Linked DNA regions of Homo sapiens: all the other regions are linked to region 1. Evidence: chromatin contacts called from ENCODE Hi-C or POLR2A ChIA-PET data. All regions are on one chromosome and are shown on one strand. Each heading gives the region's core, a stretch centred on a gene start or an enhancer-like site at or near the end of the contact. The rest is flanking DNA. Distances are from core to core; before and after follow the strand shown. Region 1 holds the start of PPP1R2 (protein phosphatase 1 regulatory inhibitor subunit 2). Region 2 overlaps ACAP2 (ArfGAP with coiled-coil, ankyrin repeat and PH domains 2). Region 3 holds the start of MUC20 (mucin 20, cell surface associated).

Evidence for each region. A loop is a pair of places that touch in the nucleus more often than their neighbours do. ChIA-PET counts read pairs that join two places held with the same protein, here RNA polymerase II (POLR2A). Pooled maps may share reads with other maps.
Region 2: POLR2A ChIA-PET joins it to region 1 with 11 read pairs in A549. The contact joins the enhancer-like site here to the promoter of PPP1R2 in region 1. POLR2A ChIA-PET finds 5 or more read pairs at or near these places in 4 of 52 experiments (A549, GM10248, H1 and 1 more).
Region 3: a loop to region 1 is called in a map of K562, with 2.6 times the contacts of the local background. The contact joins the promoter of MUC20 here to the promoter of PPP1R2 in region 1. A Hi-C loop is called at or near these places in 1 of 168 maps with a recorded cell type or tissue (K562), 2 of 37 single-sample maps with no recorded cell type and 2 of 50 pooled maps. POLR2A ChIA-PET finds 5 or more read pairs at or near these places in 3 of 52 experiments (OCI-LY7, PC-9 and WTC11).

What each region holds. Positions count from the first base shown.
Region 1 is chr3:195,541,106-195,546,130 of GRCh38, reverse strand. PPP1R2 (protein phosphatase 1 regulatory inhibitor subunit 2) reads left to right here and starts at 2,806. Exons shown (of 6, transcript NM_006241.8): 1 at 2,806-3,227. The coding sequence starts at 3,106. RefSeq lists an enhancer at 1-88 and a silencer at 2,595-2,834.
Region 2 is chr3:195,350,246-195,355,270 of GRCh38, reverse strand. The region is part of intron 4 of ACAP2 (ArfGAP with coiled-coil, ankyrin repeat and PH domains 2); the gene reads left to right. Among named protein-coding and RNA genes, the nearest start is that of XXYLT1, 82 kb to the right of the region's middle. Within about 2 kb of position 2,035, at least 3 of the 41 ENCODE cell types and tissues checked have a DNase peak (open chromatin) inside an H3K27ac peak, as active enhancers do.
Region 3 is chr3:195,719,728-195,724,752 of GRCh38, reverse strand. MUC20 (mucin 20, cell surface associated) reads right to left here and starts at 3,775. Exons shown (of 4, transcript NM_001282506.2): 1 at 3,670-3,775; 2 at 1-73. The coding sequence starts at 3,745.

The DNA.
Region 1 (5,025 bases), core at 1,557-4,056:
GATAATGAAGTCTTCAAAAAGAGAGCAGAGATAAATGCCAGATTATCCTTAAATCATGTATATATCTTTAAATATATGATTTGCCTTGAGCTCAATAGCTACTTCCAGAAACTGAAACCAGAATGAAAGATTCTATCTACAATTCACCTCCTGGCAGCCAAACCCTCAACACACAGGAAATGTAACAGCAATACAGCTAAATTCAGTGCTCGGGCTGTTTGGTCCAGATAACTTCCTACAGGAGCAAACCTCAGCAGAGGCACAGAAGGAGAGCTCTGTTTAGAGGCATTTGAAAATCTTATTTGGGCCACACTGAGGAATAAAGTAGTTCAACTATTCTGAAAGATAAGGAAAAGCAGGCCATGTGTGGTGGCTCATGCCTATAATCCCAGCACTTTGGGAGGCTGAGGCGGGCAGATCACCTGAGGTCAGAAGTTTGAGACAAGCCTGGCCAACATGATGAAACCCCATCTCTACTAAAAATACAAAAATTAGCTGGGTGTGGTGGCAGGCACCTGTAGTCCCAGCTACTCGGGAGGCTGAGGCAGGAGAATCACTTGAACCCAGGAGGCAGAGGTTGCAGTGAGTGGAGATTGTGCCATTGCATTCCAGCCTGGGCGACAGAGCAAGACTTTGTCTCAAAAAAAAAAAAAAAAAAAGCAGTACTGGCCCTCACAATTTTACAAACTATTTTTTTTTAAGTGCTACCAAAGTCATCTTCATCTGCATTCATTTGTTGTGGGTTTGGGAGTGGAAGAACCAGTACAGGAGACAAAAGTTTAACTCTTGATGAGGGAAATATGTTTCCAAGGTTCTTCAGAGAACTCTTCATCACCTCCTGTTCCAATGTTTGTTAGTTAATTAACTAATAAAACACTTTATGTCATACGATCGTAGTCCCTTTCATTAGAGGGTCTGAAAGCAAGCTGTTGCTTAATCAAGGGCCCAGTCACAGTTGAGTTCAGGGATGCTGAACTCAGTGATGCTTCCCAGCCCAAGCAGGAACAAAGCAAATCTGCCCAATAATTTGGAACATACAGGGAAGTTTGTGTATTCCCTTGAAAACAGGATTGCCATCACTGACCTAGACTCCTGCTGACAGGGCAGGAGACGCAACACAGGTGTTGAACACTGGGGTGGAAAGAACTCAGGAAGGGAAGGGAGGTGGCCATCCTGCTTCCCCTCGCTGAGAACCCTCTCTCTCTGCTCCATGGGCTGGACAGGGCTGTCAGGGTGTAATGTTAGATCCACTGAGCAGTCCTGGCCTGGGAGGGAGAGACGGCACCAGTGGATATTTGACTGGGAACAAAGGTGGGGACAGTGCCAACAGTGACTGTGCAGGCCCCTGGCTGAGGCAAATCCCTGGGGAACACATTCCACTCTGTGACCAGCAACCCTGTTTCCCTTCTCCCCTTCCAGCTCACTTCCCCTCCATTATCTCCATCCACATCCATTCCCATACTGAGGCCCTGTTCTGTGCCAGGAACTCATCTAGGAGCTAGGGGCTCGGGGCCAGACGATAAAAACAATCGTTTTCAGAACCCTACAGTCATCCCTGAGGGGCAGAGTCCTAAGGACACAGAACAGGGTCATCCTCAAAAGGCACAGAGCCTGTGTTAAAGAAGATGAGACTGTGGTCCAGAGATGAGCCATGGGAGTGAAACTGCTGCTATAGGGGCTAGATAGGGGAAAACGCTTCCTCTCACCCCCCACAGCAGTGGACAGACATTGCTGGGAGCGAGGTGTCAGCTCAATCTAAGAACTCCCAGAGTCAGAGCTGTCCAAAAACAAAATGAGTTACACGGGGGTGTGGCGGGCTTCTAGCCCCTGGGGTTGTTGGAGAAACAGGCTGAATAGCCACCTTATGGGCCTGCTTGACAAGGTCCCTTCCAGGACCAGTGGTCTGTGAATCCGCAGGGGCTGGTCCACCGGAGGGGCCAGTTCTGGGTGGCTCAGTCTGCTGTGCTCTAACCTGTGGTGAGGACGATAAAAAGGCCTGATCAAGAAAGAGTCATGGAAAAGAGCCTGGTGATGAGCGAGCTGCGGACTGGACTTGGGAGAGGGAGGGAAGGGAGTGTACAGGGACCATAACAAATACCACACACGAGGTGGCTTTAAGCAATGGAAATGGGCTCTCCGTTCTGCAGGCTTGAAGTCCACATCAACCTGCGGCAGAGTTGGTTCCCTCTGTGGGGGGAACCTGTCGCGGCCTCTGCGGGCCCAGGAGGTCCTTGGCTGGGAGATGTGTCCCTGCCGCCCTCCCGTCTCCTGCGCTCTCTGCCTAGACGGGTTGTGCGACGGCGGGGGTCGCTGCCCGTCTGTCCGTCGGCTTCTCCAGCGGTAAAAGGAGGTGAGGCGATTCCAATGCAGACATTCTATGATTTCATAATAGGCCTCTAAGGACCACTCCAATGCTGGCAGTCCATGCTTTTATAATAGGCAGTTCGGCTGTTTACACGGGCGAAATGGAAAGAGGAGATACCCGTTTTCTTCAAGTCAGCTAACCTCTCTGCGGAGTGACGTCACCTCGAGTCTCAGTCTGCTGATCTAAAAAATAAAAATAACACTACGGCCTCACAAGGTGGTGGGACGAGGGTGCTCGAGAGACGCGCGGGTCCGGGAAGCAGCAAGCCCGGGCGCTCTCCCGCAGGTTCTCAGAGACAGCTCCCGCCTCCCAGCGCCGCGCGGGGGCGGGGCGAGCAGCCCGGGCGGGACGGAGGGGGCGGGGCGAGGAGGTCGGCTTTGTTCTCGCCCCGCCCTCTCCCCGCCTCCTCCCTAGATATCGCGAGAGGGCGGGTCCGCTTGGCTTCGGCGTCGCGTCGCTCCTGCGCTGGAGCTCTAGGCCGGCGTCTCTCCGCGAGCCGCGGGTCAAGTGCCAGTGGCTAAGGGTGCGCGAGTAGCCGCCACCCGTTCGGCGTTGGCTCTGGCGTCGGGGTCGTTGTGTCGTGACAACCGCTGCGGTAGCCGTTTCCGAGGCAGCAGTTGCGGCCGCTTTAGCCCTGAGCGGGATCTGCGGCTGCCTGCGAGTCTCTGCTGTGCCGACCCTTCTCTTCGCGGACCCCACGCCAAGCAGCGACCCTGAGCCGACAGCCGGAGCGCCCGGCAATGGCGGCCTCGACGGCCTCGCACCGGCCCATCAAGGGGATCTTGAAGAACAAGACCTCTACGACTTCCTCTATGGTGGCGTCGGCCGAACAGCCCCGCGGGAATGTCGACGAGGAGCTGAGGTGAGCGCTGGGAGGGACGGCCTGGGAGCCCCTCCTTCCCGCCGGGCCCGTTACCTACCCAGACCCCAGGGGCGGGCGGGCGGCGTGGATGCGGCTCGGGTGCCGCTCGAGTCTCTTCTCCTGCCCGGCTAGCCGCGGGTGGGAGCGATCTTTAAGAAGGCTGGGCGATGACGTTTATCATGCTTCCTTTTTTTTTTTTAAGCATTTGGGCATATATAATATTTTTAAACATCATCTTTGAACTTTCTGTAATCGGGAACATCAAAGAATGAAATTGAAGCTTCAGATCTTCGACTGTTAAGCTTTTACTATTTCTTAACCTCATCTCTGAGGTATCTAAAATTCTTCGATAATTACAGTGTATTTTCTTGCTTTGGGAACCCTTTAAGATCTAGTCTCAAGCTAATAGGCGATCCGTCAAAGAAGAGACCATTTCCCCCATTAGCATTGTGCCACACTGTATTTCTGCATCTGCAACCAGAGTTTTGGGTGCTTTCTAGTTTTTGTTCCTGTTCAGAGATAGATCTAAGCTCAAAACAGTTCAAAGAGGAGCAACTTGAAATGACCCAGTGGTAATTTAGTTGCTCTTGCATACGCTAAAGATACACATGTAAAAAGTTGTTGACCTGAGCATTGTATGTAATATTTATAATATAATTGGAAACGACCGGAAGTCCATTAGTAAGAGCTGGTGAAATATTAATTACGGTACGTTTGTATAATGGAACAATATACTAGCCTTTAAAAAAAGAAAGGTAGGCGTTTATGCACGGAGAAAATGTTGCAGTACAGTATCTGTAGTGGGTTAGAAGTGCACGGGGGCTTGGGCGTTGCAAGATACTAAAAATAGAAGGACTCTACTTTCTGAAAATAAGGCTTAAGAAAAGTTACCATTGAAATTGGTAGTCAGAAGCTAAAATGAGGATGTTTGTGAAATCTCAGAATATAGGAACCTAGGGCATTCCTGGATAAAGGATCTTATTTAGGACCATAAAAGGAACTACTGCTTGGTGGTGGTAAATTTTAGGGATTTGTGTTACCTTGAAGGAAATATTGAGTAGGTTCATAGGTTAGAATCGTGGCCTTTTGGGGCTGGAAAGGACCTTAGTTTTTGTCTAGCAACTCCCACGCTCATGGATGCTTGAATCTTACATTCTCTCACACACAATTTTCCAACTTCTTTGGGCTAAGCCACGTTAAATGGAGTGCTGGGGGAGTGTGATGTGTAGGTCATGGAATTAAGAAGACAGAATTTCACCAGAACATAACTGAAGCAGGAGAACCAAGTTAGTTAAAAGATAAATAACATCCAGGCGTGGTGGCTCACGCCTGTAATCTCAGCACTTGGAGAGGCCAAGGTGGGAGGATTGCTTGATCCCAGGAGTTTGAGACCAGCCTGGGCAACATAATGAGACCTCATCTCTTAAAAAAAAAAAAAAAAAAAAAAAGGAAAGAAAAGAAAAGGAATTAAAAGATAAGTAACGTAACTACAGAAGGCTCAAATGTAGCTTCAGGGTTTTCAGCAGCAGGAATGTGGTCCTTACTGGCATTTATGTTATTTAGCTGTTCTCCAGTGTGAGTTTCTTTTGGTCCATTTACCAAGTGAGTTACTCTTTATCTCTGCTTCTTTAGTTTCTGTTTATTCTTAACTTGGATCTGCTGTAATTTCCCGTGGGCCCAATCTATGGATTGGCCTCTTTCTTTCTGTAATTGGTTGGGATTTACATTCAGGTCTTTCTGCCTCAAAAGCCACTATACTAGACTGACTCAACTGCATAGGGCTGCCTCTTCTGTAGTA
Region 2 (5,025 bases), core at 786-3,285, 190 kb after region 1:
AAAGAATTAGCTGTTAGATAGCTGTGGCTTGAGAATTGGCAAGTCAGAGACAGAACTGTTGCTTTATTGACAACATACTTTTCACACTAATGGAAGTATTAAAAGTATATAGCCTACATTATTGTGGCTGGGCACAGTGGCTCACACCTGTAATCCCAGCACTTTGGGAGGCTGAGGTCAGGAGTTCGAGATCAGGCTGTCCAACATGGCGAAACCCCGTCTCTGGTAAAAATACAAAAATCAACTGAGCATGGTGGCACATGCCTGTAGTCCCAGCTACTCAGAGGGCTAAGGCGCAAGAATTGCTCGAACCTGGGAAGTACAGGTAACAGTGAGCTGAGATCATGCCATTGCACTCCAGCCTGCGTGATGGAGTGAGACTCTTGTCTCCAAAACAAAGCCAGTAAATAGTCTAGATTACTGACATCTAATTTCATGAAATACTTGACATTCTATTCAAGTGTATAGAAAATTTAATTTTGGTAATGTTACATTTTAAAGGCAGTAGTATCCAGGATATATGTATGGGCCAAGAGTTCACGATGAAGTTGCTAAGAGCAACTGCAACAAAAGCAAAAATTGACAAATGGGATCTAATTAAAGAGTTTCTGCACAATCAAAGAAACTGTCAGCAGAGTAAACAGACAACCTATAGAACGGGAGAAAATATTTGCAAACTATTCATCTGATAATGCTCTTATATCCAGAATTTATAAGGAACTTAAATTATAAAGAAAAACACAACCCCATTAAAAAGCAGGCAAAGGACATGAACAGACATTTCTCAAAAGAAGACATACATGTGGCTAACACTCATATAAAAAAAGCTCAACATCACTGATCATTGGAGAAGTGCAAATCAAAACCACAATGAGATATACCATCTCACATCAGCTGGGTGAGATACCATTGCTGGGTATATAACCATAGGAATATAGTTCTATTATAAAGACATATGTATGTGTATGTTCATTGCAGCACTATTCACAACAGCAAAGACGTGGAATCAACCTAAATGCCCATCAGTGGTAGACTGGATAAAGAAAATGCATACGTACATATACACTATGGAATACTATGCAGCCATAAAAAAGAATGAGATCATGTCCTTTGCAGGAACATGGATGGAGCTGGAGGCCATTATCCTTAGCAGACTAACACAGGAACAGAAAACCAAATACCACATGTTCTCATTTATAAGTGGGGGAGCTAAATGATGAGAACACATGGACACATACAGGGGAACCACACATACTGTGGCTTATTGGAGTGGGAGGGTAGGAGGAGGGAGAGGATCAGAAAAAATAACTAATGGATAGTAGGTGTAATACCTGGGTGATGAAATAATCTGTATAACAAATCCCTGTGACACCCGTTTACCTATGTAACAAACCTCCACATCCTGCACATGCACCCCTGAACCTAAAAGTTAAAAAAAAGTTGAAAAGCAGAAAAGAGAAAAATGTTCTGCTTTTCTCTTTGGAATATAATGATGTTTTTTTAACAACTTTATTAAGGAATAATTGACATAAACTGCATAGTTACAGCATACAATTTGATAACTTTTGAGATCCACACATCTCCATGAAATCGCTACAAATAATTTAGTGAATATAACAATCATGCTTTAAAAGTTTTTCTTTGCCACTTTGTAATTTCTGTTTCTCTCCCTTCTTCCCTCATTCCTAGTCTGTCGTGAATCTGCTATCATTATTGGTTTGTTTGCATTTTCTAGAATTGTATGTAAATGGACTTTTGTAGTCTAGTTTCTTCAGTGTTATTTTGAGGTCCAATTATATTGCATGTTTCAGTCCTTCATTCCCTTTTTATTGCTCAATACGATTGCATTGTATGGATTTATCACAAGTTTTAAAATCCATCTACCTGTGGATGGTTATATTAGCTATCTACTGCTGTATAACAGATTATTTGAAAACTTAGTGGCATGAAACAACATGCATGTATTATCTTACAGTTTCTGGGCCAGGAATTTGGGAGTGGCTTAGTTGGGTGACTCTGACTCAGGAATTTCATGAGATTGCCTCAGTCTCTGGTCCTCTGACCAAGGATCCTCTTTGCAGGGATGCTTGAGTGTCCTTATGACATGAAATCTGGTTACTGCTAAAACAAGTGATCCAAGAGCAGCATGGGCAAACAGGAAGCTCCAATGCCTTTTTTTTTTTTTTTTTTAAAGACAGAGTCTCACTCTGTCATCCAGGCTGGAGTGAATGGCATGACCTTGGCTCATTGCAACTTCCGCCTCCCAGGTTGAAGCGATTCTTGTGCCTCAGCCTCCTGAGTAGCTAGGATTACAGATGTGCGCCACCACACCCAGCTAATTTTGGTATTTTTAGTAGAGTTGGGGTTTCACCATGTTGGCCAGGCTGGTCTGGAACTCCTGACCTCAAGTGATCTGCCCGCCTCAGCCTCCCAAAGTGCTGAGACACTGCATCTGGCTGGAAGCTTCAATGCCTTTTATAACCTGGTCTCAGCAGTCACACATTGTTACTTTCTTCATGATACTGTTTGCTAGAAGTAAGTCACTCCATCTAGCCCACACTCAAAGAGCAAAGAATTGGGGCTGCTTTTGAAGAAAGCAGTGTTAAAGAATTTGTTGTCATATTTTAAAGCTACCGCAATGGACTTTGGGGTTGTTTTTAGGTTTTGGCTATTACAAATAAAAATGCTTATTAAAATACATGTAAAAATCTGTGTAGGCATATAGTTTTATTTCTTTATGTGAATAGCCAGGTGTAAAACGGCTAGTTTGTAAGATAGTGTTATGCTTAAATGTTTACTATTTTTAAAGTGAAGACTGTAAGCCATTGCTAAGAGAAAATAAGGAAATATTTAATTTCTTTTATTTATTGTTTATATTAATTTTTAATACAGTCACGCATCATTTAACAACAGTGAAACATTCTGAGAAATGTGTTGTTAGGTGATTTCTTCATTGTGTGAGTATCATAGAATGTACTTATCACAAACCTAGGCAGTGTAGCCTCCTACACACCTAGGCTACGTGGTGTAGTCTATTGCTTTTACGCTGCAAACCTATACAGCATGTTTCTGTAATGAATACGTTAGGCATTTGTAACATAATGGTAGATATTTGTGTATTTAAACATAGAAAAAGTACAGTACAGATACAGTACTATAATTTTATGGGACCACCGTTATATGTGCGGCCTGTCTTTGACCAAAATGTCATTATGCGGCACATGACTGTTTTACATTTCTTTAAAGTGTTAATATCTGTAAAGAAATTAAAACCTACACAAATGTTGTTTTGCAAAGTGGATTGTGCTATTTTACATCAGCAGTGTACAAGAGTGCAGGGGTTCCACATGCTCAGCAACACTTGGCATAGTCACTTTCTAAAATTGTTTATGGTTTTAATTTGCATTTCCTTATTAATAAGTAATGATGTTGAGCATTTTGTTTCTTTGCCATCTATGGATCTTCTTTGGTGAAGTGTCATCTTTTGTTCATTAAAAAAATGGATTTAGGCCGGGCATGGTGGCTCACGCCTGTAATCCCAGCACTTTGGGAGGCCGATGCGGGCGGATCACGGATCAGGAGATCCAGACCATCCTGCCTAACACAGTGAAACCCTTTGTCTACTAAAAATACAAAAAATTAGCTGGGCGTGGTGGTGGGGGGCGCCTGTGGTCCCAACTGCTGGGGAGGCTGAAGCAGGAGAATGGCGTGATCCCGGGAGGTGGAGCTTGCAGTGAGCTGACATCACGCCACTGCACTCCAGGGTGACAGAGCAAGACTCCGTCACACACACACACACACACACACACACACACACACACACACACACGAAAAAGAAAAAATATGGATTTATTGGCCTGGCGTGGTGACTCACGCCTGTAATCCCAGCCCTTTGGAAGGCTGAGGCGGGCGGATCACTTGAGGTCAGGAGTTCATGACCATCCTGGGCAACATGGCGAAACTCTGTCTCTACTAAAAGTACAAAAATTAACTGGCGTGGTGGCATGCCCCTGTAATCCCAGCTGCTTGGGAGGCTGAGGCAGGAGAATCACTTGAACCTGGGAGGCGGAGGTTGCAGTGAGCCGAGATCACACCACTGCACTCCAGCCTGGGCGACAGAGCAAGACCCTGTCCCCCGCCCAAAAAAAAAAAAGGATTTATCTTCATATTTACTGAGTTGTTATATGTTTTGCAGATATTTTCTTCCATGCTTTGGCTTGCCTTTTTCATTTTTGTAGCAGTGTTTTTTAAAGATCAAACTTTTTTTTTATGAAGTCAGTTTATTGATTTTGTTCTTTTGTAGTTTTCTTTTGTGTTCTGTTAGGAAATGTTTGCTTAACCCTATTCAGTAAGATTTTTTTCAATGTTTTCTTGTGGAAGTTTAGGTCTATGATCTATTTCAAGTTAAATTTTATAAATGTTCTGTGGTAACGGTTGAAGTTCTTTTTCCTCTCTATTATTATTAAATTCTTTGCATGTGGCTCTCCAGCTTGCTCTGTACATTTTCCCATCTTTATTGGCACCTTTTGTAAAAAAAATAAATGAATAAAAGCTGACCATATGCGTGGGTAATTTCTGCTTTATTGATCTTTTTGCTTGTCTTTTTTCTTTTTTTTTTTTTCCTGAGACAGTCTTGCTTTGTTTTCTGGGCTAGAGTGCAGTGAAATGAAAATGACTCACTGCAGCCTCCACCTCCTGGGCTCAAGTAATCCTCCTGCCTTAGCCTCCTGAGTAGCTGGGACCACAGGCACATGCTACACCCCTGGCTAATTTTTTGAATTTTTGTCGAGATTGGGGGGTCTCACTTTGTTGCCAAGGCTGGTCTCCAACTCCTGGGCTCAAGTGATCCTCTCAAACTGTTGGGATTACAGACGTGAGCCACTGTACCCAGACTTTACCTGTCTTTATACAGTACCATACTTCATTGATTACTGTAGCTTTCATAGTAAGTCTTGAAATCAGGTAGTATGAGTATTCTAACTCTTTTCCTCTTTTTCAAAGTTATTTTGGCTATTCTAGGTCCTT
Region 3 (5,025 bases), core at 2,526-5,025, 180 kb before region 1:
GGTGCTAGAGTCATAGCGGGCACTTCTGTGTCGTCCGTTGTCATCGCAGTGTCTGCTCTGCGGGTGCTGGGGCCTGTGTTGGTTAAGACTGACTTGGTGAGCCTGGGTTCCAGTGGACTTCACACAAGCTATTGCGTTTACACCCTGGGCACTTCTGGGAGGAGGGTGGGGCAGGGGAGTGCCGTTACCTCATTTTTCATCTACATAAGCGAACAAGAAGGAGGCAGTCCTGGGAAGCCCAGGCCTGTGTGGCAGCCATGGAGCTGGGGTTGCCATGACTGGTGTCCTCTGAAACCCTGACAACTCACTTGGGGCCAGCAAGCCCCAGGATCTGCTGGCTATCGGCCTGCGTCTTTAAGAGGGGATGTGTGGGGCCAGCGTCCACCTTCCAGGGTGAGCCAAGAAGGCAGACCAGCGTCCAGGACTCGCAGAGCTTTCTGAACCTCTGTCCCCTTCCCCGGATACTTTTCTCATCCAACACATAGTTCCCCATGGAAGTAAAAACCCTTAAAAGACGAGAAAGGCCTATGATTGTGCCTTTCGGGGTAGCTGGGTGGATTGAGGCGGGGGAACCTCCAGAGACAGGGTGGGCAGTGCTGCTGCCAAAGCGAGGGAGCCGGCAGAGTCCTTGGGGCTCCAGCAAGGGAAAGACGGCACCCCCCACCCTGCCGAGGCCCCTCCTGAATGAGGGCTGAGAACTGCAGGGTTGGAGCCTGGGAACCATGGAAACCGTGGCCAGGCATTTTCCACAGGACACCGGGAGACCCTGAGGCAACACCTAGCTTTTCAGAGAGCGGCTGCCAGCACTTCTGCCCAGAGCAGAGGCCTGTTCCCTTGACTGGCCCTGAGGTGGGAGGAATGGGAGTCCCCGAGGGAGGCTACGGTAGGATATCTTCCCTAGAGACAGGGTCTTGCTCTGTTGCCCAGGCAGGTCTTGAATTCCTGGGCTCAAGCGATCCTCCTGCCTCAGCCTCTTGAGTAGTTTACTACAAGATCTTTTCTGGCCTGAGAAAGGGGGCCTCCCCTGTCTAGAGGGAGATCGGGCTCTCCCTGTGAGTGGGCCAAGGAGCCTCTTGGAGAGGGTTTCTAGATTTAGCAAATAAAAATACAGGGTACTCGGTTAAATTTGAACTTGCATTTCAGATAAACGACGAATAACTTTTTAGCATGAGTATTTCTCATGCAATATTGGCTACATACTTACACTTAAAAAAAATTGTTACCTGAAATTCAAATGTAACTGGATGCCCTGTGTTTTATCTGGTAATCCCAGTCTTGGAAGGAAAAGGATCAAATACGAACCCCCTAATTCTCTGAGCCTTCTTGGTCCAGCCTACACAGCTGGAAGCCCAAAGGTGGCGCTCTTGGAGTCTGACCTCCCCTGGCACAGGGTTTGAGATGGTCTTTACCCAGCTCCACTGGCCCAAAAGTAGCCCATAGACCCAAAAGGGGCCTAGCACCTCTCCCCAGGGCATCAGGATGGGGCCCCAGGTCCCCAACTGGTTGTCCTGTGGACCTCAGGGAATGACGACGCAGGAGTCAAGAGCCTCGGTTGCAGCTCCCGCTGTGCCGCCCACGACTGGCTCCGGGGTCAGATGATCTGCTGGTTCAAATCCTGACTCAGCCTCCTACTAGCCAGGCCAGTCTCTAGACCCCTCCCAGCCTCCATGTCCTCACCTGAGAAAACAGGGTCACAATACCTGCCTTGCCAACGTGATGAGGACCAGCGGAGAAGGTGAAAGGGCTTATATTCCAAAGCCCACAAGGTAAGCATCCCTCCCTATGGAGTCCTCTCCCAGGCCACTGGAAAGCACGCATAGTTGATCTGACTATAGTGAGGAGTGCGGGCTGCACCCCCAGGCAGTATAGGCGAGTCCCGGGCACCCACTCTCATCCCTGGTCCAGTGCGGCCCAGCTGCACACACAAATCTCACTTTTGCAGGAACTGTTCGTCTGCCTTCATAATACAGTTTCTTCTCCCCACTTCAAGCCTGAGATCATTTCTTTGAGCCTTCTTGGTCCAGCCCACACAGCTGGAAGCCCAGAGTGGTGCCCTTGGAGCCCGACTTCCCCTGGCACATTTTCTGGCTTATCCAGGAGCCCCGGGGTGTCCTTTCTGCTGTGAAACCTCCTCATGCTCCCCAAGCCCACAGCCTCTCGGGTCCAAGGGGGTCTTCTCGAATACAGCAAATCCCAGCCCAGCCCCTCAGTAGCTCTGGAACACTGCGGCTCTCCTGGTACAATCTTCAAATCTGGTGGAGAGGAAAGCGTGTGGACTTGGGACCCTGAGTTGGAGAATCTGCTCTCTGCCCTGTGACCCTGGCCAAGTCTCTCAGCTCCAAGCCTGCATTTCCGCACCTGTAAGGTGGAGCTAACGGGACACGTGCAGCGCAGACCAGGCCACGGTGAGCACAGGCAGGAGGCCACGGGGTGCAGTGCTCAGGCCTGTGAGGAGTCAGATTCTGGCTCCGAGGAGTTGTTACTGGATGCCCAGAAGCACAGTGGCCTCACCCTTAAAGCAGTGGAGGTGGGGGGTGGTAAAAACAGGGCCGATCTTGCAGGGCCGTTGTGAGGATTAAAAATACAATGTATGATAATGATGCATCAAAGTAGGTTCCTCAGTCCTATCAAATGTGCCACTCTGGTGGGGGACGCTGATGATGGGGGAGGCTGTGAGTGGTGGGGATGGGAACTCCAGACTCTCCACTGCAGCTTTTTTTTTTTTGAAACATAGTTTCACTTTTGTTGCCCAGGCCAGAGCGCAAGGGTGCGATCTCAGCTCACTGCAAACTCCACCTCCCAGGTTCAAGCAATTCTCCTGCCTCAGCCTCCCGAGTAGCTGGGATTACAGGCACCTGCTACCACCCCCGGCTAATTTTGTATTTTTAGTAGAGACGGGGTTTCTCCATGTTGGTCAGGCTGGTCTCGAACTCCTGACCTCAGGTGATCCACCCACCTCAGCCTCCCAAAATGCTGGGATTACAGGTGTGAGCCACCACGCCCGGCCTCTCCACTCGAGGTTTAGAGGGAGCATAGAACTAAAAAAAAAATAAATCCTTTTCTATTTTTTAATGTATGTGATGAGTTTGGCACAACTCCTATTAGCGACAGGTCAGGGTTCATTCCCGTCTTTCACAAAAGCCCTGCCTGTCAGCATCCACCCTTCCCAAGCAGTTTGTGGCAGTTGGACTTTTCACACGAAATCTGTATTTTGAAGGAAATCCATGCTAGGTAATAAACTGGGAGGAGTCAGAATCTTGTTAAGCCACATTCTTCAGCTTTCTGCACAATGATCACCAGCTGGCACCTCCCTGCACCCCCGCTCCGTGCCCCACTTACTGTCCCACGTTCATAAAGACAAACTCTCAGCCATCCCTTACGATGGCAGCGTCATGGTTGATTAGCGTGTACTGCAGCGCCAGGCACGCTTACACTCACACACATCGTCATGGTTGATTAGTGTGTACTGCAGCGCCATGCACGCTTACACTCACACTGTCATTTGCACACTCTTTATCAACAATAATAGCACTTCACAAGTAGCACTGTGGTTCATTATAATCAACCCGAGAGAGCCTGCCCTTGCCCATGAAGGGTGGCTCATACTGAAATTCACTCCCAGAGCCCTACTAGGGGAGAGGCCCACCAGGCCCTTCTAGGCCTCCTTACCTGCAGAGCTCCCAGAGACCCCAACCTCCCAGCAGAAGAAGAAAAGGGGCAGAGCCAGACCCCAGAGACAGCCCATCCTAGCCGGCCACCGCTGCTCCACAGAACTGCTGGCTGTCTCTCGCGGGTACCTTTTCCTGCTTCCTCAAACCAGGGAGGAGGGGCAGCCTCCTGCCCAGGTGTGTGACCAGGTGATCACAAATGTGCAGGCTGAGGGCTGGCAGGTTGAGGCTGTCAGCAAGCTGACCCCCCTGCCTTCCTTGCCCGGTAAACACTCCACTGAAATTTGATTTGAAGATATGGAATCACTAGCTTCTTTTTTTTTTTTTGAGATGGAGTCTTGCTCTGTCACCCAGGCTGGAGTGTACAGTAATGAGATCTCAGCTCAATGAAACCTCTTCCTCCCGGGATCCAACAATTCTCCTGCCTCAGCCTCTGGAGTAGCTGGGATTATAGGCGCGCACCACCACGTCGGGCTAATTTTTGTATTTTTAGTAGAGATGGGGTTTCACCATGTTGGCCAGGCTAGTCTCAAACTCCTGACCTCAGGTGATCTACCTACCTCAGCCTCCCAAAGTGCTGGGAGTACAGGCATGAGCCACTGCACCCAGCCAAGTGCTTTTATTTTCTTAAGCCAATTAATTAGAGCTCTTTTATATATTTTCAGTAGCAAAACACTGTGTACACAACAACACATAAATACACAGATGTATTAGGTATGCTGAAAGAAGTTCATCTTATAGATTCATAAAGAGCTTTTTTCTTACACCTTCAAATTCTTTTTTACTTTTTTTTTTTTTTTTTTTGAGACAGAGTCTCACTCTGTTGCCCAGGCTGGAGTGCAATGGCTTGATCTCGACTCACTGCAAACTCTGCCTCCTGGCTTCAAGTGATTCTCCTGCCTCAGCTTCCTGAGTAGCTGGGATTATAGGCACCTGCCACCACATCTGGCTAATTTTTTTTGTATTTTTAGTAGAGACGGGGTTTCAACATGTTGGCCAAGATGGTTTTGAACTCCTGACCTCAAGAGATCTTTGCGGCTCAGCCTCCCAAATGCTAGGATTACAGACGTGAGCCACCGTGCCCAGCCACACCTTCGAATTCTTGATAACCTGTTTTACTACTCTAAGCGGTTGTCAGCTAAATAGCCTTGAATTTGCATTTTAAGGAAACTGAGGTGAAAATCGAATAGCAAAATTTACATCATAACGTATGGAGAGAAAAAGTCTGGTGTGCTGGAGGGAAATTAAAACAGATTTAATTGCCAATTAAACATAAAATTATAGAAATTATAAAGGCCTTTTAAATATATACACACACACAAAGATCCTATAGCTTTTACTTCAGAAATTTAGCCAT